Regions from separate parts of the Homo sapiens genome. Here region 1 is linked to region 2. Evidence: read pairs that join two places in POLR2A ChIA-PET (ENCODE). Cell type or tissue: Panc1. All regions are shown on one strand. Links, peaks and the distances in the headings refer to the core of each region. The heading gives the core; the rest is flanking DNA.

Region 1 (15,439 bases), core at 6,612-9,111, 84 kb before region 2:
CTTTTTCACGGAGCAAAGAACAGGAGGACAGGGGATTGATCTCCCAAGGGAGGTCCCCTGATCCCAGTCACAGCAACATATTTCATGCGCGTCCATGTGAAGAGACCACCAAACAGGTTTTGTGTGAGCAATAAAGCTGTTTATTTCACCTGAGTGCAGGTGGGCTGAGTCCGAAAAGAAAGCGAAGGGAGTTAAGGGTGGGGCAGTTTTATAGGATTTGGGCAGGTAAAGGAAAATTACAGTCAAAAGGGGGGTTGTTCTCTGGCTGGCAGGAGTGGGGGTCATAAGGTGCTCAGTAGGGGAGCTTTTTGAGCCAGGATGAGCCAGGAAAAGGACTTTTACAAGGTAATGTCATCACTTAAGGCAAGGACCGGCCATTTTCACTTCTTTTGTGATTCTTCAGTTACTTCAGGCCATCTGGGCATATATGTGCAAGTCACCGGGGCTGCGATGGCTTAGCTTGGGCTCAGAGGCCTGACAGGAGAATCCCTCAAACCCGGGAGGCAGAGGTTGCAGCCAGCCGCGATTGTGCCATTGCCCTCCAGCGTGGGCAATAGAGTAAGATTCCATCTCAAGCAAACAACCAAATAGCAACTTGAACCAATGTGCCTCTGCACATTTCACACATGCTACAAAGGAGGGGTGTGGCATGGGACAGCATTGACCAATCCTCGGTCAGGAAGGGCTTCCAGAGCAAGTGCAGCTCTGAAAGGCAGGTTGAACACCTCTAGCAAGGTCCTGGGATCCTTTAAGTCCTGAAGGGAGGTCAGTGTAGCTGGGAGAGAGGGTAGGGGTGGCGTGGGGTTGTCAAGGAGGCACAGTTGGCCAATCTAGCCTGTGCAGACCCTCCACTGCTGAATGTATATATAATTTTTATTTTAAGAGCAATGGAAATCCATTGAACTGTTTTAAGGAGACAGAGGGAGAGAGAAACACACACACACATGCACACAGAACCTGGCCTCGGTGGGTGTAGGAGGGAGAACTGAATGATAGCTTTCAGGTCTCTGATTCACACATTTGGATGCTCAACGAGGGCACCTTCCTTTGGGAGCTTCGGCTGGTGTGGGGAACCAGGCAAGTTGGGAGCCCTGGAGATGGCGTGCCTAGTGGGGAGACGGGGGCAGGCTGGGCCTGAGATTGCGGTACGACCTGGGTCCCAGCAGCCCTTTTACTTCCTCTCAGTCTGTTGGAGCCTTGGGGCTGGAAGGGAGGGTCATTAGAATGTTCTCTGCAGAAAACTCAAAAAGCCCGCAGGAGAATGAGAGTCTGTGCTATTTCGGCATTCCCTCCCATTTCACTCACTGCCTCGAGGGAATGATAAATATGAGAAACCTGCTCAAAAAGCCTGGCTGGACCCAGGGTCTGCTTGAAGGCCTGTGCTCTGGGGCTGGAAAGGGGAGGGGGGAGGGGAGAGGGAGGAAGGAGAGATGAAGGGGTGGGGGGGAGAAGGGAGACGGAAAGGGGAGGAAAGGGAAGGAAGGGAGAGGGAACTAGGAGAGGAGAGAGGAGGAGGGGGAGGGGGGGAGGAGGGGACAGGGAGAGGTAGGGGAGGGGAAGAGGAGGCCGAGGGGGAGGGCATAAGGCCTGCCTGCAGCTGTCTGCAGAGCCCCACGCCTGCCACACGGTGAGTCACAGTGCCAGCTCCCACTGCCTGCCTCTATTTTTATATCAGCGCCTGCTCATATCTGACTCGTTAACTAAGCCTTCCAACTGGTGGAGGGGAATCTGGTGGCAGAGGATGAGGGCCGAGGGAATAATTTAGAAGTCTACATAGGAATTATAAAGCGATCCTTCTCTCTTATCAGGAGCTCTAAGCCTTTTTAATAACCAGGCGCTTTCAGCTGCTGCTCTAGAGGGCTGTGGGGAGTTGCCAGCCCTCCCAGCAGTAATCAGTGTTCTGGGAAGGAGAACAGAGTCAACAAGAACAACCGCCTGGGCTTTGGCACCAAAGGGTGGTAGCAGCTGCAGGAGGGGCTCAGGGAAGCTGTGCTAATAGGCACTTAAATGTGACACCCACATAATAAGGATCCTAAACAGATGGTGGGGGGCTGCTGCTATCATGCGGTGCGCATAATAGATGATCAGAGCAAATGACAGGCACGCCGCCTGGGGCTACCATTCTGCAGAGGGTTGATTCGAATGGGTTGACACCTGCTGGCTTAGGCAGGCATCCCTTTCCTCCCTCACTGCTCCATGTGGATCTCTCCTGAAGCTGCGTGCTGGGTGGAAGAGGAGAATCTTCTCTGATAGAGGACAACGGTTCTGTGGTCAAGTGTATACCACTCCCCTGCTAGAACCGCGGAACGAGCTCAAACCAGAAGATGAATGTTGAACATGTACATCCTGTTGCCTTCAAAATACTCAGAAGAGGGGAATTCAGGTTTTCTATTGCTAAGAGGAACTTGGGGTGAGCTGGGAGCCCTGCGGCACCCGCCTTTCTGCAATGCTCAGAGAGGGATGGGCAGCCAGAGCTGATGTGTGCCCCTGTGTGCCTGGGATGGATGCCGGCCCTGCTGTTCGCTCCCAGCTCCTGGGTTTGGTGGAGAAGAGGCATGGGCACGTCTGCTCTGCCCTCCGGAAGAATCCCCACGTTCAGAACAAGATGCCAGAGACCCAGGTTCCCAGGTCCTGCCTGCACGCCGAAGCAGAGTCCTGGCCCTGGCAAAGCTCCAAGGGCCCGATGACCATGCCTGGGGTGTTGGGGGAGGGGTGCAGGGGTGCCTGGCCATGGCACAGCCCTCTCCTTTCTGGAGGCTCCTGGGTATCAGCTGTCCTTTCCTTCCCGCACTCTGCCTGAACGTAGAAGGAAGAAGAGAGCCGCTGACAAAGGGCTTGTGCTTTCTCCCAGCCCCTTGGATAAGTAAGCACAGCTTTAAATCCAAACTTAAGAGCCAGGAGAGCGGCACTGGTGGGCATCTCCCCAGGATTCTCATGGTCTGGGGGAAAGACAAGAGCATCCAGACCCTGCCTGGGAGCTCCCCGGGCCCGCGGCCTCAGTGCACACCCTGAGCTCTCCTGCGCCCCCCTCCCCCATCCCTTGCACCACCCCCTCCTTCTCTGCACTTTGGTCCCTTCTCAGGGACGTTGTCTCTCAGTGGCTCAGGTGCCTGGCTCCAGGGAGGCCTGGGAGCTCACTCCACACCATGCTCCCACCCTTCTGATCAGGAATTCAAACTGCTTTGCCTTTCCTTCACATGCACACGGAGCTGTGTGTGTGGGGTCCACGACTCTGGGCAGAAGGTAGCCTTGAACTGCTTGGACACCCTCCCTCGGCACCAGCTTTCTCACTTGGGTCTTGTTAATCTCAGGTACTCCTTGAAAGCAGTGGCCAAGTTTCCTTCATAACGTGCCCCCTAGGAGCCCATGCAGGTCCTTACACCCAGGGACGGCTCAGAGAGGGCCTGGTGGCTGATCAGCGAGTCTCCTGGCATCTGTATCCACCCTGAACTGGGTGAAGGGAACTTTCCTCCAGGGCCAAGGATGTAATGAGCTGCCTGCTTAGGAGGAAAGCTAGACGTATTCCCATTGAGTAGATTTGAAAAACAAGGCTGATGGTGGATCATAAAGTCCTGGAGCCTGTGTCTCTAGCGTCACGGAATGTTCAGAGGGGACGTGGTGGTGGGGATGGTGGGCAAGTCTGGGGCATGGAAGCTCTCAGACTCCTTCCTGGGTGGGAGATAAAAGGGAGCATTTCCCTCTAGAACCCGTCAGTCAGAGCCAGTGTTGAGAACAGTACCCTCCGCCTTCCTTAAGCAGGTTTTTACCTTTGCCGTCCTCTAAGCGACCTCCTTGTGTTCCATTTCACAGGCTCCCCATTATCAGGCTGTATTTATTCCCCTTCCCCTCCCTACAGCTGCCTGGTCTTCCTAACTAGGCTGAAAGTGCCTGAGCTGGTTTGACTGCAGCTCCTCTGCTGGCTCCAGAGCCTGGGACAGGAAGGAGGCTGTGGAGTGGGAGAAGCCTGAGGCAGGCAGCCCAGGCGGGCCCATGGGGCTGTGCTCACTGTGACAGCTGGGCCACATGCCTGCCATTCCCTGCAGCGTGCTCATCCTCTTGATATAGGGATGCTATTGGCTGCCCAGCCAGTGAGGCCTTGGGCTCTGGGACCAGACGCCCTGCTGCTTTTAGGGCAAGGCCAGTGGGGACAGGCTAGGACAGGCGTCAGCTTTCTTTCTCTCCTTGCATGGCCAGGGCCTGCAGCCCGTTTTCTGATTTGTGTGTATTATTAGGTCCCAGGGATTCCTGCAGCCTGGGTGAGCCTCAGTGGGTGGGGCCCACCCGGATTCCCACCCCACTCTGTGGAGGAACTGTATCCGGAATCTGAGCTCTGTCCAGGGTCCTCAGCCCGGCTGAGAGAGACCTGGCCCACTGCCTGCTTCCAGGCAGAATGAAGAAGGTGCCATTTCTCATCCCCACTGTCCATGAGGCCACATGAGGCCTGCCTTGCTTAGATGTCCCTCCGGCACCCTGCACCTGATGGCTTCTTTCTGTTCCCTAGATTATCCTAGCTCACGGCTGACAAGGGCCTAACAGCCTCCTCCTCTTGGTAACATACGAGCAAGTTTACCAGGGTGGATAATATCGTGACTCAATGGGACCTACTGCTCCTGGAGGGGTGGGTGGGGTCCCATCCAGGGCAGGGCCCACCTTGCCCCACAGGCAGGGCCCTGTTAGGCTAAGCTTCGGGCTGGGAGAAAAGCGAACTCTTCTGCCCTTTCCGACGCCTAAGGACCATCGACTGGAGGGAGAGGGGCCCTGCGTTTTTGCACGGGGGATATGGGCAGAGGCCGGCGTATTTAGGAAAGTGAACCCCCTTCATTGACTGCGTTTAGCCAGGGGAAGCCAGCCCCTGCCCAGGCCCATCCCAGGGTCGCAGAGGTAACGCTAAACAGGGCGCCTTGGAGCTGACCGCGTGGGGCGGGTTCGCGCTGCCTCGGCGTCGCCCGCCTCTGAGCGTGTGGGTGGGGGTGCTTAGGGCCCTGGCCAGGCTTAGGAAGCAGATCTGGCTGGATCTGATAGCTCTTACCTTGGTTTGAACGTTTGTGCGAAGAGCTGATTGCCCTGGAGGCGAATTCCCGAGAAGCCGCGGGAGAGCCGCGTGAGTGTGCCCAGCTGGGGCGTCCGAGGGCGAATCCGGCTAGGGTGCCTTTCCTGCGGCGCGGAGCCTCAGCAGCACAACCCGCGTGGGGCCGCGATCGCCCTCCTTCCCTCCCTCCACAGACTGCTTTCCCCAAAGCAGGCACCCCTCAGGCCAGCCTCATCTGCGTGCCCTCACCACCCTGGGGTGTCACCTCCCCGCGGTAACCCCTCCGCCGTGCACGCCAGACGCTCAGTCCGCGGGGTGCTCGGGGCAGGGCCTGCTCCCCCTCCCCACCTCGCTCCCTCCCGGGACAGCCCCTCGGGGACCAGAGCTCCCTCTCGTGTCTTATCTGCCACATCTGTAAAGCAAGGGGCACGTTAATCGCTTCCAGGGTCTCTCTTTCTCCCCCCAGTCCTGAGCTCCTGCCTCAGTTGCCGCTCCGTAGCTCCGGAACACGCAGGCCCCCGAATGCCAACTTTGACGGGGGCGGCCTTCAAATCCCAGAGGACGCGCTCGCTCTGCGTCCCCGACTGGCGGCGCGGTGCCTGCCTCGCCTATGCAGCAGAGTTAACTCGGGGCCTTTTTGGGTGCAGGAGCTGTTCACGTCGTATTTTGCCGGTTGAGGAACTCCAGACCCAGGCCACGTCTCTTCACTGTGGGGAAAAAAAGCCACTTGTGAAAAACTTATCCCCCGTGGCATGGACTGCGTAGGAGACAGTGAATGAAACAAGCGACCAACCTCAGCATGAACTAAACCGAGAGACCAGGGCGGGAGGGGAGGGGAGAGGGGGAGAGTGGTCAGAGGCCGGGCTCTCTGTCTGGTGGAGACTGCCCAACCGCTGCTTCTGAAACAGCAGAGACATCTGATACACACAGAGGTCTTTTGTGAATGGCCTTTGTTTGTCTTTTGGGGGCTGTGTGGAGGGCACGACACTTTTTTTGATGGCAATCAGAGCAGGGGCTGAGACCAACCTTGGTTGATATGGTGCCGACCACAGGCTACAAACATGAGCTGAGAGGTAGGATAGTAAGTGGAGGAGAATGTCCCGCTGAGCCAGACAGCAGCAGAGGGGTTACATGGGATAACAAGACCACAATGAGGAGTTAACATTTGTGCTGCACTTAGAATAGTGCCTTGAGCAGGTGAAGTTCTATATGTGTGTTCATTGAATGCATTTTTAAAAGGATACATTTTTTTAAAACCTCAATTAGAGCTCAAGCTTTTATTCAAATAAACTTTTATTTTGGGCAAATTTGAGATTTGCAGAAAAATTTGAAGTTGCTCTGGTGGGACATAGGTTTCCATATATCCTGTACCCAGTTCCCCCTATTGTTAACACTGTACATTACCTTGGTACAACCATCACACTAAAGAATCAGTTATGGCAAATTCCATTTTTTTTTTTTTTGAGATGGAGTCTTGCTCTGTCGCCCAGGGTGGAGTGCAGTGGCACAATCTAGGCTCACTGCAACTTCCACCTCCTGGATTCAAGAGATTCTCCTGTCTCAGCCTCCCAGGTAGCTGGGATTACAGCCATGCACCACCACGCCCGGCTAATTTTTGTATTTTTTAGTAGAGATGGGGCTTCACCATGTTGGCCAGGCTGGTCTCGAACTCTGGACCTCAAGTGATCCACCTGCCTCGGCCTCCCAAAGTGGTGAGATTACAGGCATGAGCCACCACGCCCGGCCTATTTTTGAATTGTAAAAAAATTATTTGTAGAGAGAGGGGTCTTGCTTTGTTGTCCAGGTTGGTCTATGAACTCCCGGCTTCAGCGGATCCTCCCACCTTGGCCTCTGAAAGTGCTGGGATTACAGGTGTGAGCCACCATGCCTGGTACATTCACATTACTTAAACTCCAGGTTTTACTTGGATTTTACCTGTTTTCCCATAGAATGCCCTCTTTCTCTTCCAGGATCCCATTGAGGATGCCACGTTATACATAGCCATCATGTTTTCTTATTCTCCTCTGGTCTGTAATAGATTCTCAGTCTTTCCTTGTTTTTCGTGACCTTGACAGTTTTGAGGAGTCTGGTAATACTCCTTTGTAGATGGAGATTTGTAGAATGTCCTCAATGTGGATTTTCTCTGATGTTTCTCTCATGATTAGCCTGGGGTTGTGGGTGTTTGGAAAGAACACTAAAGAGGTGGAGTGCCAGCCGGGTGTGATGGCTCATGCCTGTAATTTCATCACTTTGGGAGGCTGAGGCAGGTGGATCATGAGGTCAGGAGTTTGAGACCAGCCTGGCCAACATAGTGAAACCCTGTCTCTACTAAAAATGCAAAAAATTAGCTGGGTGTGGTGTGGTGGGGTGCGTGTAATCCCAGCTACTTGGGAGGCTGAGGCAGGAGAATTGCTAGAACCCGGGAGGCAGAGGTTGCAGTCAGCTGAGATTGCACCACTGCACTCCAGCCTGGGTGACAGTGTGAAACTCCATCTCAAAAAAAAAAAAAAAAAAAAAAGGTGGAATGCCCTTCTCACGGCATCCTAGCAGCGGGTACATGGCACGCCATCTCTGGTAATGTTCACACTAATCATTTGGTTAAGGTGGTGTCCGCCAGATCTCTCTACTCTTAAGTCACTGTTTTTCGCTTTTTCTACAACATTCTTTGGAGCCCAGGCTTGTTGTGGGTGGGGAGATTAAACTCCACCTCCTGGATGGGGATGCATCTAATATATTGTTTGGAATCCTTTGTAGGGAGGAGCCACCCTTTCTCACTATTCAATCATAATTTACATCAGTATGAAAGTACATATATTTATTTTGTACCTTGGGTTATAATCCGATTATTTGTTCTTTATTTTGTTGCTTAAATGGTTCCAGCTTTGCCCATCTGAAGCTCTTTTGGGTTGGCTCCTGTGTTCTTTTGACATGCCATAATACTTCTGTTTATCCAGCACTTCCTTACTTTCTGTTAAGGGTGTTGCTCAGGCCGGGCGCGGTGGCTCACGCCTGTAATCCCAGCACTTTGGGAGGCCCAGGTGGGCGAATCACGAGGTCAGGAGATCGAGACCATCCTGGCTAACACGGTGAAACCCCATCTCTACTAAAAAAATACAAAAAATTAGCCGGGCATGGTGGTGGCCGCCTTTAGTCCCAGCTACTTGGGAGGCTGAGGCAGGAGAATGGTGTGAACCCGGGAGGCGGAGCTTGCAGTGAACCAAGATCGCACCACTGCACTCCAGCCTGGGCGACAGAGCGAGACTCCGTCTCAAAAAAAAAAAAAAAAAAAAGAAGGGCATTGCTCTGTCTCTCAGGCCGGAGTGCCATGGTATGATCTTGGCTCACTGCAGCCTCAACTGTTAGAGCTCAAGCAATCCTCCCACCCCAGCCTCCTGAGTATCTGGGACCATAGGTGTGCACCACCACACCCAGCTAACTTTTTAAAAATTATTATTTGTAGAGATGAGCTCTCCTTATGTTGCCCAGGCTGGTCTTGAACTCCTGGACTCAAGCAGTCATCCCACCTCGGCTTCCCAAAGTGCTGGGATTACAGGCATGAGCCACCACACCTGGCTGCTTATCCAATTTCTATCTCAAGAGGACATATGTATTTTTACTTTTGTATCTATCTCAAGAGGACTCTATTTTTACTTTTCACCCAGTTGCCTGCCATCATATAGCTACCAATGGAGTCAGACTCAAATGGCCCATCCCCACAAAATAGCCCCTCATTCCAGAGCCAGCTCTCATAAGGATGGGAAGGAGTCCTGTCCTCATGGTCTGGCCTTTGTCTTCTGGGCATCCTTTCTCTGGTCTCTGGGTGCCACCCTTCCCCCTTACTATGCTGGTAGCTCCTTGGTCACTTTAGAGCTGATGCCGGCACCTCCTGCTGGATGGGGTGTCCTTGCTCAGAAACCTCTAGGTGCCCTGGCTGGATCATTAGCGTCCACAGGTTCCCCTTTCCCGAGGGGCAGGTGTGCCCACAGGTGCTGCTTTGGCCACAAGGACCATGAGAAACCTGGTCTTTGCTCCTGCAGGAAAAGGTCATTCTAGTGTTCCTCCTTCGCAGCACAATCTCTTCCCACCACCAGGGGCTATTGGCTTCCTGGTCCTGCAGTCCGAAAGTGGCCCTCAATTTAGTGTCATGGCCTGAGCTCTGCCTCCGCCTTTGGGGCTGATGGTAGTGACTGGCCACCGTCCCCCACAGCCTGTTGTAGAGGACTTTGTGGTGAGGGTGGGAGCAGGCCCCGGCTCCCTTCCACTTGTCCCTCCTCTGCACCGGGGCAAAAGGGCTGTGTCACTGGATCTTTAGATCTCGCTCACTCTGCAAGTCAAGGACACAGAAGACACATCCAAGGGACATACAGGGCTCATAGATCCCAGACGCTTCTGGATTAAAGGAGAAAGAATCTTGGCTGAAAACACCCTGGAGGATGAAGCATGAAGGGTCTTATTGAGGAGAGGCTGTGTGGAGAAGGTGTCCTCACTCTTCCTTCTGCTCAAGACCTTACCAGGTGGGGCCATGCTGAGGGCACGTGGGGTGAGGTGCTTAATATGTGCTCCATCCTGGTATGTAAATCTGAGGCAGGTAAGTCAAGGAGATAGGCTCTAATTGTGCACCCACTGTGTACCCAGCACTCTGCTGGCCACTGGGGGAAATAACAGGGCAAGGGGAGACCTTTCTCCTGTCCCGATGAGCTCATGGTCTTAAGGAAAAGGTAGGATGTGCAGGGACCACCCTGGGAGCATGGGTCCCGGTCATGCAGTTCAGACGTTCAGGGCCCGTGTGACCTCTGTGGGCTGGCACCTCTTGACAAAGGCTTCCCATAGGCTGGGGATGGGGAGGGTGGAGAGAGCGGGTGGTGTGTGGTGTTTAGGAGCAGACTCTGAGTCTGATGGTTACTGAATCTCAGTGATCTCTATCCAGATGTGTGTTCTTGGGGGATCCACCTTGCTCCTCCAAGCCTCCACTTCCTTGTGTATAAAAACAAGAGAAATAGTTGCAAGATTACTGTGAGGATAAAGGTGATGTTGTCTATATAATGCTCAGCTGGGTGTGTGGTGCACAGCAGCCATTCAGTTACTGGTAGTAGCTGTCATTGTTATTTAGAAAGGAAGGGCCTTTCTAAAAGGGTGTCGAGGCTCACACCTGTATTCTCAGCACTTTGGGAGGCCAAAATGAGAGGATTGCTTGAGCCCAGGAGTTCGAGACCAGCCTGGGCAACATAGCTAGACCACCCCCCCCATCTCTACAAAAAATTAAAAAATTGGTGGAGCATGGTGGCACGTGCCTGTAGTCCCAGCTACTCAGGAGGCTGAAGTGGGAGGATCACTTGAGCCCAAGAGTTCAAGGCTGCAGTGAGTTATGATTGCACCACTGCACTCCAGCCTGGGCAATAGAATGAAACCCTGTACAAAAAAAAAAAACCCTAAATAAATAAAAAGGAAGGCCAAGTCCAAGGCCACCTGCTCCGTCTACTCTCATCCCCCACAATCTCGATGCTGCATCTTCCATGGTGCTCCTGGAAGAACAGGACCACAACCCTGTTCCCTCCTGTACTTGCCTCAGATTGGAGCAGGCACAGTGGTCTCCTCACCTGTTCCTCTGGAAGCACAAAAGGCTACAGTTGAATGGTAGACACAATAATGACCCCCAAAGATGTCTGTGTCCTAATCCCTGGAACCTGTGAACTTGTTATCTTCATATGGCAAAAAGGACTGGTAAGGACCTCTGTAGTTGGGAGAACATCCTGTATTTTCTGAATGGGCTCAATTTAATCACAAGCATCCTTATGAGAGGGAGGCAGGAGGGTCAGTCAGAGAAAGAGGTGGGACAATAGACACAGCGTTGGAGGGGCAATGGCAGAAGGAGACCATGAGCTCAGGAGTGAAGGTGGCCTCACTCCTGGGCTCATGGATTCTCCCCTAGAACACAGCCTTGTCAACGCCTTGATTTGAGACCCATTTCAAACTTGTGACCTCTAAAAGTATAATACATTTGTATTTTGGAAGCCACTAAGTTTGTGGTAATTTGTTACTGCAGCAATAGAAAACGAATACAAGTGTGTTATGAAAAATGACCCTTTCCTGGGCTGATTTGCCTCTTCTTGGGATGAGCCAAACCTAAATAGAGACCATGTTGCAAAGGGGCATGTTTTTCTTTGGGATCCATATTACAAACTTGTTACCCTGGGGTAATTAACGTTGACGCTTTCATTTCCACCACTTCCACATCAAAAGCAAATTTGTTACATGCATCAATCCTACTTGGATGGAGGCAAACTCGGTTTCCCTTCTTTGGAGTTCTTGCCAACTCTCCTTGGAAGGCAGTAATGATCTGCCTTTGCTATTTAGAGCATCTTCATTTCCTGAATATCAAGATGACAACAATATCCTATAGATATGTCCTCTGCAACCTGAAGATTTATTTTCACATGTTGCTTTTTCTTTCCAAATAACAAAGTGTCTCCAAGGGAAAGGCAGCTTCCTGGAGCTGGGCATGCGGGATGGTGGAGTTGGTGTGTGTGTGCGCGTGCCTGTGAGTGTGGGGGCTCCATGTGTTCTCAGCCTCTCCAGAAATAGATGGGCTGAGCTTTCAGTGAGTTTGAGGATGCCTTGAAAAAACAAAACAAAACAAAAAAAACCCTGCTCTATTCTTTGGCATTGTAGCTGGTTTAAGATTAAACCAGAAATATGTCCCTTGATGTAAGGTTCCTCTGCCAGCCAGTAGGACTCTCCACAAATAGGAGTCCTTGGTTATCTCACAGACGTGGCCAGTGAAAAAACTGGCAGAACCTCGGTCCTTCATCTGGAGCTCATGAAGCCACATTGGAATGGCACACGGGAGTTTATGTAGCAGTACTTGCACATGTATAATCTCAAACCTATGAGGTAGATGTTATTATTCCCTTTTACAAAGAATAATTACTCTTGTTTTCCTTGTTTTTTTGAGACAGGTTCTCGCTCTCTCTCCCAGGCTAGAGTGCAGTGGTGTGATCATAGCTCACTGCAGCCTCAAATCCCTGGGCTTGACCGATCCTCTCATCTCAGCCTCCTGAGTAGCTAAGACTACAGGAACACACTACCACTCCCACCTAGTTTAAAAGTTGTTATTTTTAGTAGACACAAGATCTTGCTATGTTGCCCAGGCTGGTCTTGAACTCCTGGGCTCAAGCGATCCTCCCACCTCAGCCTCCCAAAGTGCTGAGATTACAGGCATGAGCCACTGTGTGGCTTTTTTCCTTTTTCTTTTTTGAGAGCTTGAGATTCGGCAGGGCCTGTGTTAGGCTCCTTCCTTAGTTACTTAGTACAAGTACCTTACGTACTTAGTACAAGTTGAGCATCCTTAATCTGAAAATCCAATATCTGAATGCTCCTAAATCCAAAACTTTTTAAGCACTGACATAATGCCACAAGTAGAAAATTCCATGCCTGGTCTGGCATGGTGGTTCATGCCTGTAATCCCAGCACTTTGGGAGGCTGAGGCAGGCGGATCGCCTGAAGTCAGGAGTTCAAGACCAGCCTGTCCAACATGACGAAACCCTGTCCCTACTAAAAATACAAAAAATAGCTGGGTGTGGTGGCACACACTTGTAATACCAGCCACTCGGGAAGTTGAGGCAGGAAAATCCCTTGAACCTGGGCGGTGGAGGTTGCAATGATTGTGCCACTGCACTCCAACCTAAGTGACAGTGAGACTCCGTCTCAAAAAAAAAAAAAAAAAGGAAAATTTCCACACCTGACCTCTGACCTCATGTGATAGGTCACAGTCAAAATGCAGTTGCACTACACACAGTTTATTTAGCATCTCCGATGGGGAAAAGGCCCTCCCAGCCCCCTTCAGCTGCAATATATCTTTTCCACACATGCCCAGATTCTCCCATGCAAGCATGCCCACAAAGAGTAATGAAATAAAAACTTTGGTTCATGCACAAAATTATCTAAAATATTGTATACAATTACCCTGAGCCTATGTGTATAAGATGTATATGAAACAAAAATGAATTTCGTGTTTAGAGATGGGTCCCATCCTCAAGAGATCTCATTATATAATATATGCAAATATTTTAAAGTTCAAAAAATTCTGGCTGGGCACAGTGGCTCACACCTGTAATCCCAGTGCTTTGGGAGGTTGAGCTGGGCAGATTGCTTGAGCCCAAGAGTTTGAGGCTGCAGTAATCTATGATGGCATCACTGTACTCCAGCTTAGGTGACAGAGCTAGACCCTGTCTCAAAAGAAAAAAAAAAATCCCAAATCCAAAACACCTCTGGTACCAAGTATTTCAGATGACGAATACCCAGCCTGTATAGTGTTTGGGAGGCCAAATGTGGGAGCCAAACTGCCTGGGTTTGAGTCCTGGCTCCCCCTCTTATCAGCTGCATGGCTTTGCTCAAACTTCGTCACCTCTCAGTGCCTTCGTTCCCTCCTCTGTTAGGTATCCTGGAGATGGCTGTGAGGATGATGTGAGATGATATTTGTAGGGTGCTCAGAATGGTGCCAGGCATGTAAGAGGAGCACACTGCATCCTTTCAAGACAGGTATTTGTAGCTGGTGCTCAGGTTCCAGTTGGACTGAACTCACGTCTGAGTCTTGCTGGCCTCTCCAAGAAAGAATTCTTTCTCCCCATCAGAGAGAGAGTTTTCTCCTGTGTTACGTTGTTTGGCTGTGAGGCAGTAACTCTAATTGGATTAGTCTGAGTCTTGTATAATCTGTGATGATCAGCTGATTTTCAACAAGGGCACCAAGACAATTCAATGAGAAAAAAGAATAGTGCAACTCCTTTGGAAAACAGTTTGCAGTTACCCCAAAATTAAATATAAACTCATCATAGGACCTAGAAATTCCACTCTTAGGTATATGCCCCAAAGAACGGAAAGCAGGGACTCGAACAGATGTTTGTACACCCGTGTTCATACCAGCACTATTCACAATAGCCAGAAGGTGGAAACAACACAATTGTCCCCACCAGATGAATGGATGGACAAAATGTGGTCTATCCATACAATGGAATATTATTTAGCCATAAAAAGAATGAAGCGCTGATACACGCTGTAACATGGATGAGTCTCGAAAACATCAGGCTAAGCGAAAAGCCAGACATGAAAGGCCACATATTGTAGGAGTCCATTTGTTTGGGATGTCCAGAACAGGTACATCCCCGCAGATCGCAGACAGGCAGCTGCTCAGAGCCCAGGGGAGGAGAGGAATGGGGAAGAACTGTCTAGTGGAGGTAGGGTTCATTTGGGGTGGATGAAAATGTTTTGGAACCAGGGGAGATGGTGGCTGCAAAACACTGTGAATGTTCTAAATGCCACTGAGTAGATTGTTCACTCTAAAATGGTAAATCTTATCTTAATTTCATCTCAATAAAAAATTAAGGCGGGAGAATCACTTGAACCTGGGAGGCAGAGGTTGCAGTGAGCAGAGATTGCGCCATTGCACTCCAGCCTGGGCAACAGAGCGAGACTCTATCTTAAAAAAATAAATAAATAAGACAATGATTACTCATGTGAGGATATGATGATGGAAAGAGGACAGTGAAGGACTTCTGGGTTGCCAGTTATGTTCTGTTTCTTAATTAGGGTGTGGAATATACCAGTGCATTCACCGTGTGTGAAAATTCATCAAGCTATGCACATGATCTGATGCTTTGCTGAATGTATATTATACATCTATAAAAAAGTTAACATGGAAAAAAAAGTGCCCAAGACAGTGCCTGGAGCATATGAGGGCTCCACAACTCTTCCTCTCCACCTCTGCCCCCCAGCTCCCTTGCCAGTCCTCCTCCCTCACCTATCTCTCTTCCTGTTTTCTTTCAGAAGTGCAGTTTGGAGAGGAAAGAAGCCGTATCTCAGTCCTTTCACCAATAGCTGATGTAATCTCAAGAGAGTTGCATTTCCCACAGTGGAGACTTCACACATCACAGCTAAATCCTCCAAGACGACTCGGCTGTGGAATCCTAATGAAGAATGCAATAGGTAATCTACTGAGGGAGGAGTTTACAAGACTCCAGATAGCAAGAAAAATGGGCGTGAGTGTTTAATATTTGAAAGGTTCTTTCTGCCCTCAATTATTAAACACCACGCTAACTGGTACAAAATATTCTCTTAAATCATTTTCATGAAAGTTTCAAAAGAATTTTCTTCTATATCAGGTTGCTTATGAGCAGGAGCTCATGCAATTCCTCTCCAGAGGTGGAAGGCCGAGAACCCTGCTTGGGCCGTGGTGGGTGGCGTGAGGAGCTCACAGCGGAGCCTTAGGAGGCCATTCTGTGTGGATTTGTATCACCGCCCTTTTCATCAATGACTCCAAGAAGGAGCTGCAAGTACCACAGGCTTCCAGATCTTCAGGTGTGGCCTGGGACAGTGTGCGTGCCTGTATTCTCAGCTACTCGGGAGGCTGAGGAGGGA
Region 2 (15,439 bases), core at 5,875-8,374:
GGCTGGAGTGCAGTGGCGCAATCTGGGCTCACTGCAACCTCCACCTCCCAGGTTCAAGCGATTCCCCTGCCTCAGTCTCCCGAGTAGCTGGGACTACAGGCATGCACCACCATGCCTAATTTTTTTTTTTGTATTTTAGTAGAGACGGGGTTTCACCATGTTGGCCAGGATGGTCTCGATCTCCTGACCTCGTGATCCGCTCGCCTCGGCCTCCCAAAGTGCTGGGATTACAGGTGTGAGCCACCGCACCCGGCCGGGGCCCTCATTTTTAACTCTTCCCACAGGGAATGCCTGGCTGCGCACCTAGGCGGTAACGATGGAAATCACTCCCTGTTGTGCGGAGGGGCTTTTGAATGAAGGAAGCGGCTCTCAGGAGGAGCACGGAAGGACTAAGGAGCATTTTCGGGTGGAGTAACTCAAACAGCAACCTCCTGCAGCTGCTGGAGGATGACCACAAATCCAGATCTTTCCGTGAAGGAAAGCAAAATTGAGATGATTGGATTTATCTTGGGGGATTGCGGAGAAAGCCCTTAGGGTGTGGTGCTGTCTATCTTTTAACATTCCAGATGCTAAGTCTCAGAATCGGAGTAGCAGTGGTTGCTTTTGAATAAGCTTGGTTCAATCTTGGTATATTTGTTGTTGATTTTAAAATGAGATAAATGGTTTGAAAATTATGCTAACTTGTTCCTGTATTTCTACTTTAAGTGGATCGTATGAGTTGAGCCATAAGTGAAAATGTTACTGTCTTAAGCATTATGATTTTTCAACATAAATATTTTAATTATATATAAATCTGATTTCAAAGTATTTTCATCTCATTTATCTCTTTTCAAAAGCACTGCCAGTGAAAGATGTAGAAGATAAACCTGAACAACAAACCAGAACAAGAGAGACTGACAAATCACCCACCAGTACTGAGCCTCGACAGCAACCAAGTGCCTTATTTGCTAGAGGAAACAGGAAAGCGGTCAAAAGTCCCCAAAGATCATCGAGTAAAATAAAAGAAAACAAGCATCCATTTGCTCTTTATGGCTGGGGAGAAAAACAGACCGATACAGGAAGCCAGAAGACTCACAACGTCTGTGCGTCCGCTCCTGTGCACGAGGTGCGCTCTGGGCCCTTGTGGTTCTGTGTTCCCTTTGAGAGTGGCCAGCTGGGCCATGCGCCTGTCATCGGGCATCGTGTCCTTTGGCCACTGGGTGCTTTGGGCCCATGGGAGATCTTAGGGGATAGCATGGTGGGTTGGGGAACTCCAGAATGGAGCCTCTGATGAACCAAAGGAGGATTCTGCATGTTGGTGGCCTGCAGAGCGAGGGGTTTTGGCTTGGAGTTACCCAGAAGAGTTTAGTGACACCAAGCCAGGCAAAGATGTAGATGGAGTTGGGGTTCACAAGTTCCTGGGGGGCCGGAAGGTTAGGAGGAGCAGCACAGCCAAGGCTGGCGACGGCCCATCTGGATTTGCCACTGGTCTCTTGAGCTGTTTCAGCTTCCTTCAGCTTCGATAACCTGGCGCTTCTTTATCTTTGGTTTGTCTGATTGATTGATTGCTTGGCATCTGCCAGAGACTCCCTTTTGTTCCTCTGATTAAATTCAAATGGCTGCATTTCCCCTGTTCATCCATAACAAATGCATTTTACTCTCAGGAGCTTTAGTCCTCCCCTGACTTAGCCTTAGCTTGTCTCTCCTGTGTCAAGACCCGGAAACATTTCAGATGAGAGGACCTTCATGTGTGTAGTCAGAAAACATGTATGTTAGCGTTAATACTGTTATGATAGCCTAAAGCAAAGGCTGCGTTTAAGGAAGCAGAAAGTGAAACTGCAAACTGCTTGAGTTCTAGATAAACAGCATAATGAAAATTTCACTGAACAGACATCTGAACCCTAGCAAATGGTGTTATTTGGAGTGATATTTGAGACAACAAAGCTGCCGTTTAACAAAAGATCTCTAAGAAGTCCGTGGGATTAATTTTAACAGGATTTATCTGTAGTATAAGACATCTTAGGTGGTAAAATCTCGAGATGTCTTTGGTATACTGATGTTAAACATTTAAAGTTCTTTTATTTTCCCTGCTTTTTATGAGCTGTTTATAAGTCGTTAATTAAATACTTATGTTTAATGCTAAGCAGTTCGGACAGTTTTCCAGAGCCAACTCTAGAGGCACATGCAAATTAGTTGCTTACCATTTCTGTCTAACATTTAATTTGCTGTTGCTTAGTTTCATTATCCCTGATATGAATCAAGTGAGAACAGCATCAAGTGAGAATGGCTCTTCTGTGGAAGGTTTTATGTAAAGAAGAACTATATAGAGAGGCAGGGCTTGACTCTGCCCTGCTGCAGTTGACCTGGCAGTAGCCAGCTTCATTGCAACCTCTGTTGAACATTAGTATAATAGCCCCTTAAGTTACTATCCTTTATTTTGAACTCTCTTTAGATTCATGAATCAGCATTACGAGCCAAGAACAGAAGACAGGTGGAAAAAAGGAAACTGGTTGCTCAAAGGCAGCGAGCTCACTCTGTGGATGTGGAGAAGAACAGAAAGATGAAGGCTTCCTCCTCAGAGAACCCGTGGATGACAGAATACATGAGGTGCTATTCGGCAAGAGCTTAAAGAAACACTTGCGTGGACAGCCTCTTTTAAAAAGTGTAAATGACTGAAAGGAAAAACAAAACAAAAACCATCAAAAGAAACGGACACAGGTTTAAGAAACCAACTGATTATGCAAGGTTTTTTTTAGGGAATTTGTAAAAGATTGTTTTATTTTGATGAATATTGGTCACCTACCTCGGCAGTAGGGCAGACAGTTGAAGCCATAGACATTTGGTTATTTATGAAGATAATTCCCTAAATCTTTGATATTCTTATAAGGTTTTTGTTTTAAAGCATCTTAATCTTTTAAGATACTGACACCAAATGCCTTTAAATGGCAACAGATGCTTACAGTTCAGTATTCTTTTCATAAGCTTAGGTAGAGCCTATTATCATCTTGTTCTAAATAACTTTCCAGATTCCATAGCTATAAGATCATTCCATCCTACAGCATAAGACTCGTTTTCCTTATATGCCGTTTTGTTTGTGAAAGAATATCAAGTCAAAAATGAGTGTCAGCACTACTACTGATTCCATGTATAATGAAAGTAGAACTTTGCTAGTTCCTGAAAATTTTTAACTTATTTGTATTTCAGTTCAGCAGCATCTTTATGTAGATTGTGATATTTAAGAATTATCTGGGCTGGGCGAGGGTCTCTTTTTCTCTTTCAGTGATCATCTAGGCAGTTATTATTTAATAGTTTAATAGCTCAAGTACATTCCAATAGACGAAGTGCACACAACACAATATGTGTGTACAGTAGTAGTAAAGTTTCTTTTGAGTAGTCAAAGACTCACTTTTTTTATTGCCTTTTTTTTTTTTTTTAAAGAATACATACTGTGGATTCAGTCCCTTGTCACACTTGACCTTTTGGCATACACCCACTGTGGACTTTTGCCTCTTCTGTAATGGCTGGCAATGACATTTCAAACTTACAATCTGGAATTGCACTTGGTACATTGGCATTGCTTGTTCCACTGGGATGGGGACCAGTGTGAAGATGCCTGTTAGATAGACTGCCCACCCCTACTTTCTCTTTTTCTTTATAGCACTTAACAATAACAAAGTCTTGATGATGTACAGTATTCAAACTTTAGGTTGAAATACGTTACTCTTTGATTCCTAGCCAGTAGATCTTATCTACACTTTAATGGGAGAGAATGGTGGTGTGTGGGTAGGCACAAATTTATGTAAATAGTGCTCCTTCTCTTTAGTATGTTTGCTTTGGGGGTAGAAAAATGGTTTTAACAAACACTGGTTTCCATCAAATGAATGATGTCTTCTCCATCCTGTGGAGACAAGAATCTGCTAGAAGGATATGTGCTAAGTTCCTTATAAGAGATAATGGTGCTCTGCCTATGCCAGCTTGGCACCCGAAGATGTGTGAGTGGACGTGAGGCTGAGTATTACCTTAGTATTTTTCTCTGGGTCTTTGGAAAACCATAGTCAATTTTTAGAACATATTGCTTTCATTCCCCATAAACTCTTCACACATGATAACTGTTTAAGCTTTGAAAACACATACTGAAGTATTGTGAGCTTAAAAAAACTTTTTAAATATTTGCATAGTTTTGAGGTGAATTTGTTTCCTTACAGATCTCTCCTAATCATTGAGATGTATATTTCAAAAGAGGAAATTTTACATGTTGTCCAAAACAGCCTTGCTAGTAACTGGTGAATTTTGGTATTAACTATTATTAAAGTCTTTAAACGACACAGGTACCTAAAGATCACCTTAATGTGGCAATTTGTGATGGTGTAGCTAGCTGATTGTGAAAACTGTTCCTTTAAAGTCGCTTCTTGCATGTTCGGTGTTAGTCATCCAGCTCAGGCTTGTGTTGCAGCTGACAATCTAGGAAAGACGGCCTTAGAGAGTGGTGCAGGCCCCACACTGACGGACTGCCTTAGAAACCCGACTTCCTCTAGACTTTGAACCGCCAGACTTTTCTCTTGTTTAGAAAACAAACTTATATTTAATGTACTTACTACTTAAAACTCCAGACAGAGATATAATGTAGAAGGCAAATATTGGCCAATTTTTTCCTCTTTTTAAGTGGAAGACAAATGAACGGGATTTTTAAAGTGCTTTTAAAGTGCATGAATGGTTAATAAATCAGTATGAATTGTAAGCCTTCATCTTACATCCAAGTCCTTAGTTGGTTAGGGTTTCTTTTCTTTCTTTTTTAAAGAGTGTCAATTACCTTTTGAACCTGTGAAAATTTGATAGTTGTTAACAGTCTGATGGTCCTAATTCTTTCTTTTCATTCTAGAAATGAATGTGGTTGTAATCATGTTCCTAATTCTTGGGACAACCTGCAAGACAGTGAGACAGTTTAAAAATTACCTTTCATGTTGAAAAAGTCTGAAACAGAGAACCCAATGATATTTAAAATAAATGCTACATAAAACTCTTTTTAAAATTTTGATTTTAACTTAATTAAAACAATGTCATAAATATGCTTTTTGATTTTGTTACTGCTTTTAATATTAAAGTAATAGAATATTGAAGCAATATTGTCTAGCACTCTGCTGGACATTAAGTCCGCGGGAGGAGAAGTGAACAGGAATCGATTCTTTGTCTTTTAACTGCCCTTAGTTAGGAGATGTTAAAATACTTGGCACCTCTGGTTATATGTATGTTATGTGTGTTCTCCCCCCTAAAATTTCTAAGCACATTTATTCACTTTTAAAATGAATCTTTAAAAGATTATAGTTAGTAGTTATAGTTAATATTCTATTTACTTGGAAAAATGTGAATAAATGGATCTTCAAAAGATTCATTTTAAAAATGAATAAATGTATAATAGGCTATAGGTGATCTTACTTGCGTATTAGGTAGGAGGCACATATTTATACCATTTCATATGTAATATCTTTGTCATTGTGTTTCATCGAAGATCAATTGCTAGCAACTTGAAGGGTATTTATACTTGGGTCACTTGAACTCAGCTGACTAAATTGTAAGAACGAGAGCAAGCAAGATGGCTGTTATTGGAAGCCATAACTTCCAGAAGATAATTCTGCACAATTCGTAAGTTAAAAAAAATCTGTAGGGTCTTCCACTATCCTTTTTCAGGTTGATAATGCTGTTCTGGGCACACACTTTGTAAATGGAATGTTATGGTACAGTCGCCTCTCAGTATCCATGGGGCATTGGTTCCAGGCCTCCCTTAGGATGCCAAACTCCATGGATACTCAAACCCCTTCTATAAAATGGTGTAGTATTTGCATATATCCTAGACACATCCTCCTGTATGCTTTAAATCATCTCTAGATTACTTAAAATACCTAATACAATGTAAATGCTCTGTAAATAGTTGTTATACTATATTGTTTAGGGAATAATGACAAGGAAAAAAAAGCCTGTACATGTTCAGCACAAGTGAAACCATCCTTTTTGCCCCCAAATATTTTCAATTTGTATTTGGTTGAATCCATGGATGCAGAACTCACGGATACAGAGGGCCGACTGTACTTTCTTTAAAGTGTTCAAAAGTATTACTAGCAAAGAGGAGGAGGAGCAAAGCATATATCAGAAGTAAAACAATTTTTCTTGTTGACTGCTTTGGTAAAAAACAGTTTGATGGATAGTTTTACATTTCACTGGACTAGATAAAAAATGGTGCTAATATTTATGTAGCTTGATGCTATAGTTGCTTTGGTATCAAACTTAATACCTAACCCATATAAGATCCTTATTATATAATTTTGTGATCAGTAAAATGATATTTTAAAGAGTGATCTTAAAAATATGACCTGGTCATTGCACAACGTTTGCATTTGAAATGAATTTTTGTACTATAGGGTGGATATGGAGTTATTCAGTGCAAGTGTGTGCTTAATATCAAACCCTATGCAAGGAGCTATGTCTAGATTTTTGGTCCAAATTTGCCTCCTTCAAGCCTACTAGTGTGAGATGGAAAAAAATCGATTGCTCTTTTAATATTATTTCCATTTTGAAATTCTCGACACTTGAATGAAGGCAGTAGAGGCCTCTTTTTGGATTTCTCTTCTAATAACAAAACTTTATTTAGGGAAGGTTTCCCTGTGCTATCGTAAGTTTGTTTTGAGCACTGCATTCACTTTAAAATTCTGGAGGAACAAAGGCTGGGCACATAATCACAAAGCCCAGGCCACACAATAATTCGGGGTTGTATTTTCTAAGAACTATGTATTGTTTTTAGCTTATAGTTAATATTGTATTTACTTGGAAAAATGTGAATAAAGTTAATTAACATTACAAGCTGAGACTCTTTTGTGAGAAGTAATTCTGCTTAGTACATAAATGACTTGAAGAAAATGTATGATCATATTGACTCCTAAATGGATTTTTCAGTAGATAAATGTTTAACAAGACACATTAGTTATGTCCGGGAAAAGATAAATAGTGTATATACACTTTGAGTTGAGCTATAATTTTTCCCAGTCTTTTCCATCACATCTTCTTATGGTTTTGAAAGTTACAAAAGTAATAGTGCATGGTTAAAATAACTCAAAAAGAAGTATAGAGTTGGCTGGGTGTGGTGGCTCACGCCTGGAATCCCAGCACTTTGGGAGGCCGAGGCAGGCAGATCACTTGAGGTCAGGAGTTTGTGACCAGCCTGGCCAATATGGTTAAACCCCGTCTTTACTAAAAATACAAAAATTAGCCGGGTGTGATGGCACGTGCCTGTAATCCCAGTTACTCGGGAGGCTGAGGCAGGAGAATCGCTTGAACCCGGAAGGCAGAGGTTGCAGTGAGCCGAGATCATGCCATTGCACTCCAGCCTGGGCGACAGAGCAAAACTCCGTCTCAAAAAAAAAAAAAAAAAAAAAAGGTATAGAGTTAAAAGTGAAAGTTCCCTGCTCATCGAAATTCTACTCCTCTTCTTAGAATAAACCATTTTTAAGTTTTGTGTGTAAACTTGCAGACCTTTTTTCTAAGCATTTATCTATGGAGATACATGCACACATTTGTTTTTGCACAAATATTGGATAATGCAATAGACATTCTCCACTTTTTTTTCCCTTAATATCTTAGGGAAGATTCTAGTTCCAGGAAGATGGAGGAAGCACCCATTTCCCCCACTTTGTTCTTACTGAACACATCTATAAAATATGGACGGACTGTGTCACACAGCTATTTGAGGACTCTGAAAAGTAAATAGCAACGCACAGATTGGGTACACTAGACTTCTAAGGACCACTAAAGTGGTGGTGAGTCTTCCTTTTTTCTTCTTCATGTATCATCCAGCCTTAACACAGGCCAAAACACAGAAGTAAGTACCGTGGTGCGGAGATCCAGAAGCAGCCTGGCTCGAGGGACAGGAGGGGAAGGAAGAGCTGAAGCTCAGAGAGTGGGGGAAATGCCCCTCTTACCTCTCCTTTTCCCCATTTTTTCGTGCTGAAGCTCCCAGGTCACCCCCTGGCTGCCAGTGGGAGCCTGCAGGAGTCGGAAGCCTGAGGGACAGCCTCGCACATCTCCACCAAGTACAGCTGCATCACCAAGAGCGCGGGGCTGAGCTGATGCGCTTTTTTTCCTCTCTGAAGGATATGGCTTAATTGCAGAAGTGGGCAATTTTGGGCCACAGGACCAAAAAAGGGGAGCCCCAGGGAACTAGAAAGTGCTAGGGAGAGAGCAGAGAGAGAAGAGCTTAAGAAAGTGACTCCACAAAGTTTTTTATGAACACTAGCCCTTCCCCACCTACTCACATGTTCACAGTGCTTATGGGTAGAGCTGATCCTAAGTCCATATCAAAGACAGCAGAGAACCGAGCTTGCAGGTGAGCCCTGTCAGGCCTCAGACCACAAGATGGGGCCCATATGGGATGAATCCAAATAGCACTGCAAAAGCTTTGAAAACTGAAGTGACATTGGGACCAAAACTCACAGAAGGTTGGAGTTTTCGGCCTGAGCCTCACCAGATCAATTTCCTGCTATAATAAAACAATAGTATCAACATTTTCTATAGGACTTACTTAAAAGCCGCGTCTCCTCATGTAACATTCAAATATCTAGAATACAATCCCGAATTATTCAGCATATAAAGAACCATGAAAATAATTCTAATGGGAAAAGACAACAGAAGCCATTATAGACTTTAAAGTAGTTAATAATAAAAAGCTCAGAGAAGCAATCACTCCTGAAACATATTAAAATAGAAATTATCAGTAAAGAAATAGATGATATAAAGCAGAACCAAAGGAAAATATTAGAACTGAAAAATACTATAACATTTTAAAAATTCACTGGATAGACTCAATGGAATGGAGATGACAAGAGAAAGACAGATTGATAAAATCATCCAATATGAATAGAAAAGTCACTGAAAAATGAACAGACTTTCAGGGACCTGTGGGATGATACTGACAGGTCTCACAGTCATGTCACAGATGGATAAAAGAGAGTGCAGTGCTGGCCGGGTGTGGTGGCTCATGCCTGTAATCTCAGCACTTTGGGAGGCCGAGGCGGGTGGATCATGAGGTCAGGAGTTCAAGACCAGCCTGGCCAACATGCCAAACCCTGTCTCTACTAAAAATACAAAAATTAGCTGGGCATGGTGGTGGGCACCTGTAATCCCAGCTATGCGGGAGGCTGAGACAGGAGAATCGTTTGAACCCGGGAGGTGGAGATTGCAGTAAGCCAAGATTGTGCCATTGCACTCCAGCCTGGGTGACAGAGCGAGACTCCGTCTCAAAAAAAAAAAAAAAAAAAAAATGCAGTGCTTTACAACCATCTGTATAATTAATGGCTGAAAAATTCCCAAGATGGGTGAAATCTTACAGATTCAAGAAGCTGAGTAAATCCTAAACAGGATAAATTCAAAGAAGTCAATGCCCAGACACATCATAAACTGCTGAAAACTAAAAGACATCTTGAAAACAGCCAGAGAAAAATGACACATTACCTGTAGGGAAACAACAATTTGAGTGACGTCGGAATTTTCATCAGAAACCGAGGAGGTCAGAAGGAAGTGGCCCATTTTTTAAAGTGCTGAAAGAAAATAACTGTCAATTCAGAATTCCTAGCCAATGAGGTATCCCTCAGGAATGAAAGTGAAATAAAGACATTGTCAGATGCATGAAAACAGAGAGGAATGGCAGCAGCTGACCCGCTCAAAGGAACTGCACAGGCAGCTGGTCCTTCAGAGACAAACAGCACCAAAAGGAAACCTGCAACATCAGGAATGAAGAAAAGCAACCAAAATGGCAACTATCTGGGTAAAATAGAATAGACTAGTCTCCTCTTGAGTTTTTATAACATGTTTGATTGTTGAAAGCAAAAAATATAACATCATCTGATAGGGTTTCCAACCTATGTAGATGCAATATATAAGACAACTGTAACAGAAAGAGGGGCGAGTAAAGGGACCCACATGGTGGGAAGGTTTCTGTATTCCAAGCATATTTAAGTGACAAAAACGGTTCTAAATAGGCTGTTTTCCTTTCAAAACTTTATACAAAGATATAGTCAAAATCATAACAGATAAAATGGAATACTAAACATGTTCAAATGCGCCGGGTGCAGTGGCTCACGCCTGTTAATCCCAAGACTTTGGGAGGCCCAGGCAGGTGGATCATCTGAGGTGAGGAGTTCAAGACCAGCCTGGCCAACGTGGTGAAACCCTGTCTCTACTAAAAATACAAAACTAGCCGGGTATGGTGGCAGGTGCCTGTAGTCTCAGCTACTCAGGAGGCTGAGGCAGGAGAATCACTTGAACCCAGAACCCAGAAGGCGGTAGTTGCAGTGAGCCAAGATCGCACCACTGCACTCCGGCCTGGGCGACAGGGCGAGACTCCATCTCAACAACAACCACCACCACCACCACCACAACAACAAAAAGTTCAAATAACCCAGAAGAAAACAGAAGGGGGAACCAAAGAACAAAAAACAGAGAACAAACAGAAACCACACACATTAGTAACTACATTAAATGTAAATAGTGTAAACACACCAATTAAAAGACAGTAACATGATTCAGCTATATGATGTCTACAACAAATTCATTTTAAATGCAACCATATGAGTAGGTTAATAGTAAAGGACAGAAAAAGATGGACCAGGCCGGGCATGGTGGCTCACGCCTATAATCCCAGCACTTTGGGAGGCTGAGGAGGGTCGATCACTTGAGGCCAGGTGTTCAAGACCAGCCTGGTCAATATAGTGAAACCCTGTCTCTACAACAACAAAAACAAATACAAAAATTAGCCTGGTGTGGTGGCACATGCCTGTAATCCCAGCTACTCAGGAGGCTGAGGCATGAGAATTGGTTGAACCTGGGAGGTGGAGGTTGCAGTGAGCTGAGATCGCGCCACTGCACTCCAGCCTGGGCGACTCTGTCTCAAAAAAAATAAAAATAATGAAAAAGGACCATAAAAACGCTAATCAAAAAAGAAAGCAATAGCAAAGTTGATTTCAGAGCAAAGGAAATTACCAGAGATAAAGAGGGTTTTTATATAAAAGGGTCAATTCACCAAGAAGACGCAGCATGTTTAAAGGTGTACGCACCTGGCAGCAGAACTTCACCGTGTATGAGCTTCTGTGTCCACAGTGCACAAGCATAGCGACACTCTCTAAAACCTGCTGGACTTACTGTAAGTGAGGCAAGCATAATCCCTAAAAAGTGAGACAGTATGGAACAATAGAACATAGGATTCTCCATACGCCCAGGGAAAGCAGGGTTATGACAGGAAGCAGATGGCTATGGTGGACAGGTGAATTACTGGAAAAAGGCTAACATGACAAAGAAGATTGTGCTGAGGCAAAATATGTGAAGGAAATCTGACAACTGAAAGGAGAACTAGACAAATTCACCATTACAGTTGAAGACTTCAATACTCCTAACAGTAATAGAACTAATAGAAAACTAGCCAAGATGGAAGAACTGAGTATCATTAATCAAGTGGCTGTAACTGACATTTATAGCACTCCACCCAACAACAGCGTAATACATATATTCTTCCAAGGCCACGTGGAACATATCTCTAAGACCATATCCTGGTTTATAAAATAAACTTTAATGAATGTAAAATAACTGAAATCATACAAAGTATGTTTCTGACCATAATGGAATTGAACTAAAATTCAGTAATAGAAGGATAACAGGAGAATCTGAAATTGCCTGGAAGTTAAACAACATAGTCATAAATAAATCACCAAAGAGGAATTCTCAAGAGAAATCAGAACATATTTTAAAGGGAAGAAAAGTGAAATTATAGCATATTAAAATACGTGGGCACAGATAATGCAGTGCTTAGAGGGAAATTTATTGCATTGAGTGCTTTTATTATGAAAGAAGGTTTCAGATCAATAATCTGAGCATCCACAGTAACAGAAAACGATAAGTAAAATGAACCCACAACTAGCAGAACAAAGGAAGACAAAAAGCAGACATCAATGAAATTGAAAACAAAAATGGAATATGAATGAAGCCGGGAGCTGTTGCTTCGAAAAAATTATTGAGAAACCTCTAGTAAGACTGAACGTTTTTAAAAAAGAAGCCATGCGTATCAACATCAGGAATGCAAGGATTTACATTTTACTGATTTTTTTTTTAATAGGGTCTCACTTTGTCACTCAGGCTAGAGGGCAGTGGCGCAAACACGGCTCACTGCAGCCTTGAACTCCTGGGCTCAAGTGATCCTCTCACCTCAGCCCCCCAAGCGGCTGGGACTACAGGCACGTGCCATCACGCCCAGCTAATTTTTGTATTTTTTGTAGAGATGGGGTTTCGCCATTTTGCCCAGGATGGTCTCGAACTCCTGGGTTCAAGGGATCCCAAAGTCAGGCATGAACTGTGCCTGGCCTTACTGATTATTAGTGATGTTACCATCTTTTTCTTATTAATCAGTCATCTTTACTTCTTTGATGAATGGTCTGCTTATGTGCTTTGCCAATCCTTTATTTTGGAAAAAAATGTAGAAAAGCGCACTGACTTTTTTTAAGTGAGTTTCTTTCTGTCTTACTGATCTTGTTAGGGTCTCTCTATATATCTGATATACATCTTCGGATAGATATTTTGTGAATATTTTATACAGCTCATTGCTTTCCTTTATGCTTTCTTTTGTCTTATGGAAAATACCAATTTGCATACTCAAATCTCAAACTTTTCCCTTACAGATGGGGGACTTTGTGTCACTTTCAGAAAGACCCTTTGATTATAAAAAATGCAATATTGTCTTCCAATGTTTTAGAAGAAAAACTTTGCTTCTAGTTTTAGCTCTTTAATCCAACTGAAGTTAATTTTTTTGAATATGAAGTAAAAATTCAACCTTCCCTTTTTTTTGAGACTAAGTCTCACTCTGTTGCCCAGGCTGGAGTGGAGTGGTGTGATCACAGCTCACTGCAGCCTCGACCTCCCTGGGCTCATGTGATCCTCCCACCTCAGCCTCCCCATCACTGGAACTACAAGCATGAACTACCACGCCTGGCTAATTTTTGCATTTTTTGTAGAGATGGGGTTTTGCCATGTTGCCCAGGCTGGTCTCGAATTCCTGGGCTCAAGCCATCTGCTGGCCTCAGCCTCCCAAACTACTGAGATTACAGGCGTGAGCCACCCTGCCTGGCCCAACCTTCCTTTTTTAATCAAATGGGTAGCAGATGGGTTTAACACCATCTGTGAACAGTCCTTACTGATATAAAGTGTTACATCATTTAAAAAAAAAATTCTTGGGAAGGTTTCTTAGATACATGGGAAGGTTTCTAGATGCTGCTCTTCTGTGGATCAGTTTGGACAAACCTGAGCTCACTATATTCTTTTAAACTGCAAAATAAGTTTTGCAGTTTATTTTATATCTGGGAGGCCAAGTCTCCACATGCCCACCTTGTTCTCTTTTCTTGGTTATTTTCTAAATATGAACTTTAAAATGAGCATGTCAAATTCTATTTTTAATTCCATTTGGCAGTTTCATTAAACTGCACTGAATTTACTAATTTTGGAAGATTAACAGCTTTCTAATATTGAGTCTTTTTATCCCCAAATATAGTATGTCTCCATTTAGGTCGGTCTTCCTATATTTATTTCAGCAGGATTTAAAGTTTTCATGAATAAAAAGTCTTGCACACCTCTTGTTGGATTTGCTCCCTACTTCCATCAAATTTTCTAAATGGTTCCTGCCAATGTATAGGGAAAGGCCTAAATTGGAAGGAAAATTATTACCTTTTCTGATAAATGAGAGGAGCATATCAGTGAAAACAAAAATTAAGGATGCTGTTTAACTAAATTATTTTGCAATTACCTCAAAAGAGAACTAGAAATGACCCAATTGGAAATGACCCAGTTCATCAATAAGAAACTGGCTAAAGAAAACATTATTTCCACAAAATGGAACCCTATGCAGCCTTTAATGAGAAAGCTCTCAATGTACTGAGAAGTGGAAAAGCTCCAAGATAGAGTTTAGGTGTACAAAAGATGGTGTATGTAACATGTTATCTTTTAAGAAAGGGAAGGCTAATAAAAATATCTGTATCTACATTAAGAACCTCTGGGAGGATTCACAAACTAACTAGTGGTTACCTGCAGGGCTAGAGGAAGAAATGGAGTGATGGGATGGGCAGGGAGCCTTCAGTGTTCACCTTCTCATGCGGCTTTGATTTTTAAACCATTAAGAATGCATTAGCCATTAAAAAATAATCCTAGAGAAAACAAAAGAGAAACAGATACAAACACCCACTCTTCAAAGATATGCCCTCCCACTGAAGATTCTCAGCTGTGTGATTCTTAAGCTAGACTAATAACTGAGCCACCTGGGAGGTCCTGTAAGTGAATGTTCTTTGGGCTCTTGCTCGGAGCTTCCCACTCAGGAGGCCACTGTCTGGCAGCGGAGAGGAGAACAGCGCGGGGCCCCTCCACTGCCTGCTGGTCTGGAATGGGGCTCTGGCACATTACAATATTTAAAACTCTGCATGCAATTTTTGGATGATAAGGTATAAATCCTGGATTTTCACCAAAACAATGAACTTTTTCTAGGAACAGAATTTTGACATGATTCTGTTAACCCACAATAAAATACACAGTACAGCATCTTCAGACTGCTGCTGATGCTCATCCAGCATTTCCAAAAGCCCTAGGTCTGACTTCATCTTGCCCTTGTTCTGGACCCAGGTTCTGCTCCACTTTCTTCCACAGCAGGGACTGTCACCGGGGATTCCCATGACGTGTACGTCATAATGCGACGCTCCAGAAGCCTGTGTGACTGCTACTTGTAGAATAAAAGGACACAGTCTTCATGGCTACCATAAAATTGATGGCCAATATTACAATAAAAATATAAACCATAAATCTCTTTTAAAAAGTTGTGCATTTTAAATGGTTGGGCTTCCTGCTCTGTAAGTGGGAGTGTAAATTGGTCAAGTTCTTCAGAGGGCAATGTACCTTTATTGATATTTAAAGAGTATGCCTTTGATTTAGCAATTTTGCTCCTAAAAGTTTTCTGATACATCCATATGTGCAGATACACTCAACAAAGGTGTTCACATGGTGCAGGACACGGATCAGACTGTGTCACATCCACACTGCCTGCCTCTAGTCATAAGCTGGACCTTGGCAGGGGGGAAATTCAAAAAAGGAAAGCGTGGAACAGTCTCAAAGCATGCTAAGAACACAAATGGGTCAGGTGTCGTGGTTCACGCCTATAATCCCAATACTTTGGGAGGCCGAGGCGGGAGGATTGCTAGAGCCCAGGAATTCAAGACTGGCCTGGGAAGCATAGCGAAATTCCATCTCTACAAAACAAAACATTAGCCAGACATGGCAGTGCACAACTGCGGTCCCAGCTACTTGGGAGGCTTGAGGTAAGAGGATTGCTTGAGCCCCGGAGGTTGAGGCTGCAGTGAGCTGTGATCGCACCACTGCACTCCAGGCTGGGTGACAG

The links. ChIA-PET counts read pairs that join two places held together with the same protein. Peaks named below come from ENCODE experiments on the same cell type or tissue, not always from the same donor. Only the 100,000 strongest peaks of a DNase experiment are listed, where the experiment ranks them.
Region 1: POLR2A ChIA-PET joins it to region 2 with 10 read pairs; 4 of 35 experiments call an interaction of 5 or more read pairs at or near these places.

Annotation. Positions count from the first base shown.
Region 1 is chr1:229,397,459-229,412,897 of GRCh38, reverse strand. LOC124904541 (a long non-coding RNA gene) reads right to left here and starts at 5,553. Exons shown (of 2, transcript XR_007066925.1): 1 at 5,030-5,553; 2 at 856-2,796. It also overlaps the pseudogene RN7SKP276. RefSeq lists an enhancer at 4,921-5,886. In Panc1, for the core only: no CTCF peak of the experiment used is centred there; no DNase peak of the experiment used is centred there.
Region 2 is chr1:229,312,404-229,327,842 of GRCh38, reverse strand. CCSAP (centriole, cilia and spindle associated protein) reads left to right here. Exons shown (of 4, transcript NM_145257.5): 3 at 837-1,105; 4 at 2,432-6,828. The coding sequence ends at 2,608. Among named protein-coding and RNA genes, the nearest start is that of CCSAP, 23 kb to the left of the region's middle. In Panc1, for the core only: no CTCF peak of the experiment used is centred there; no DNase peak of the experiment used is centred there.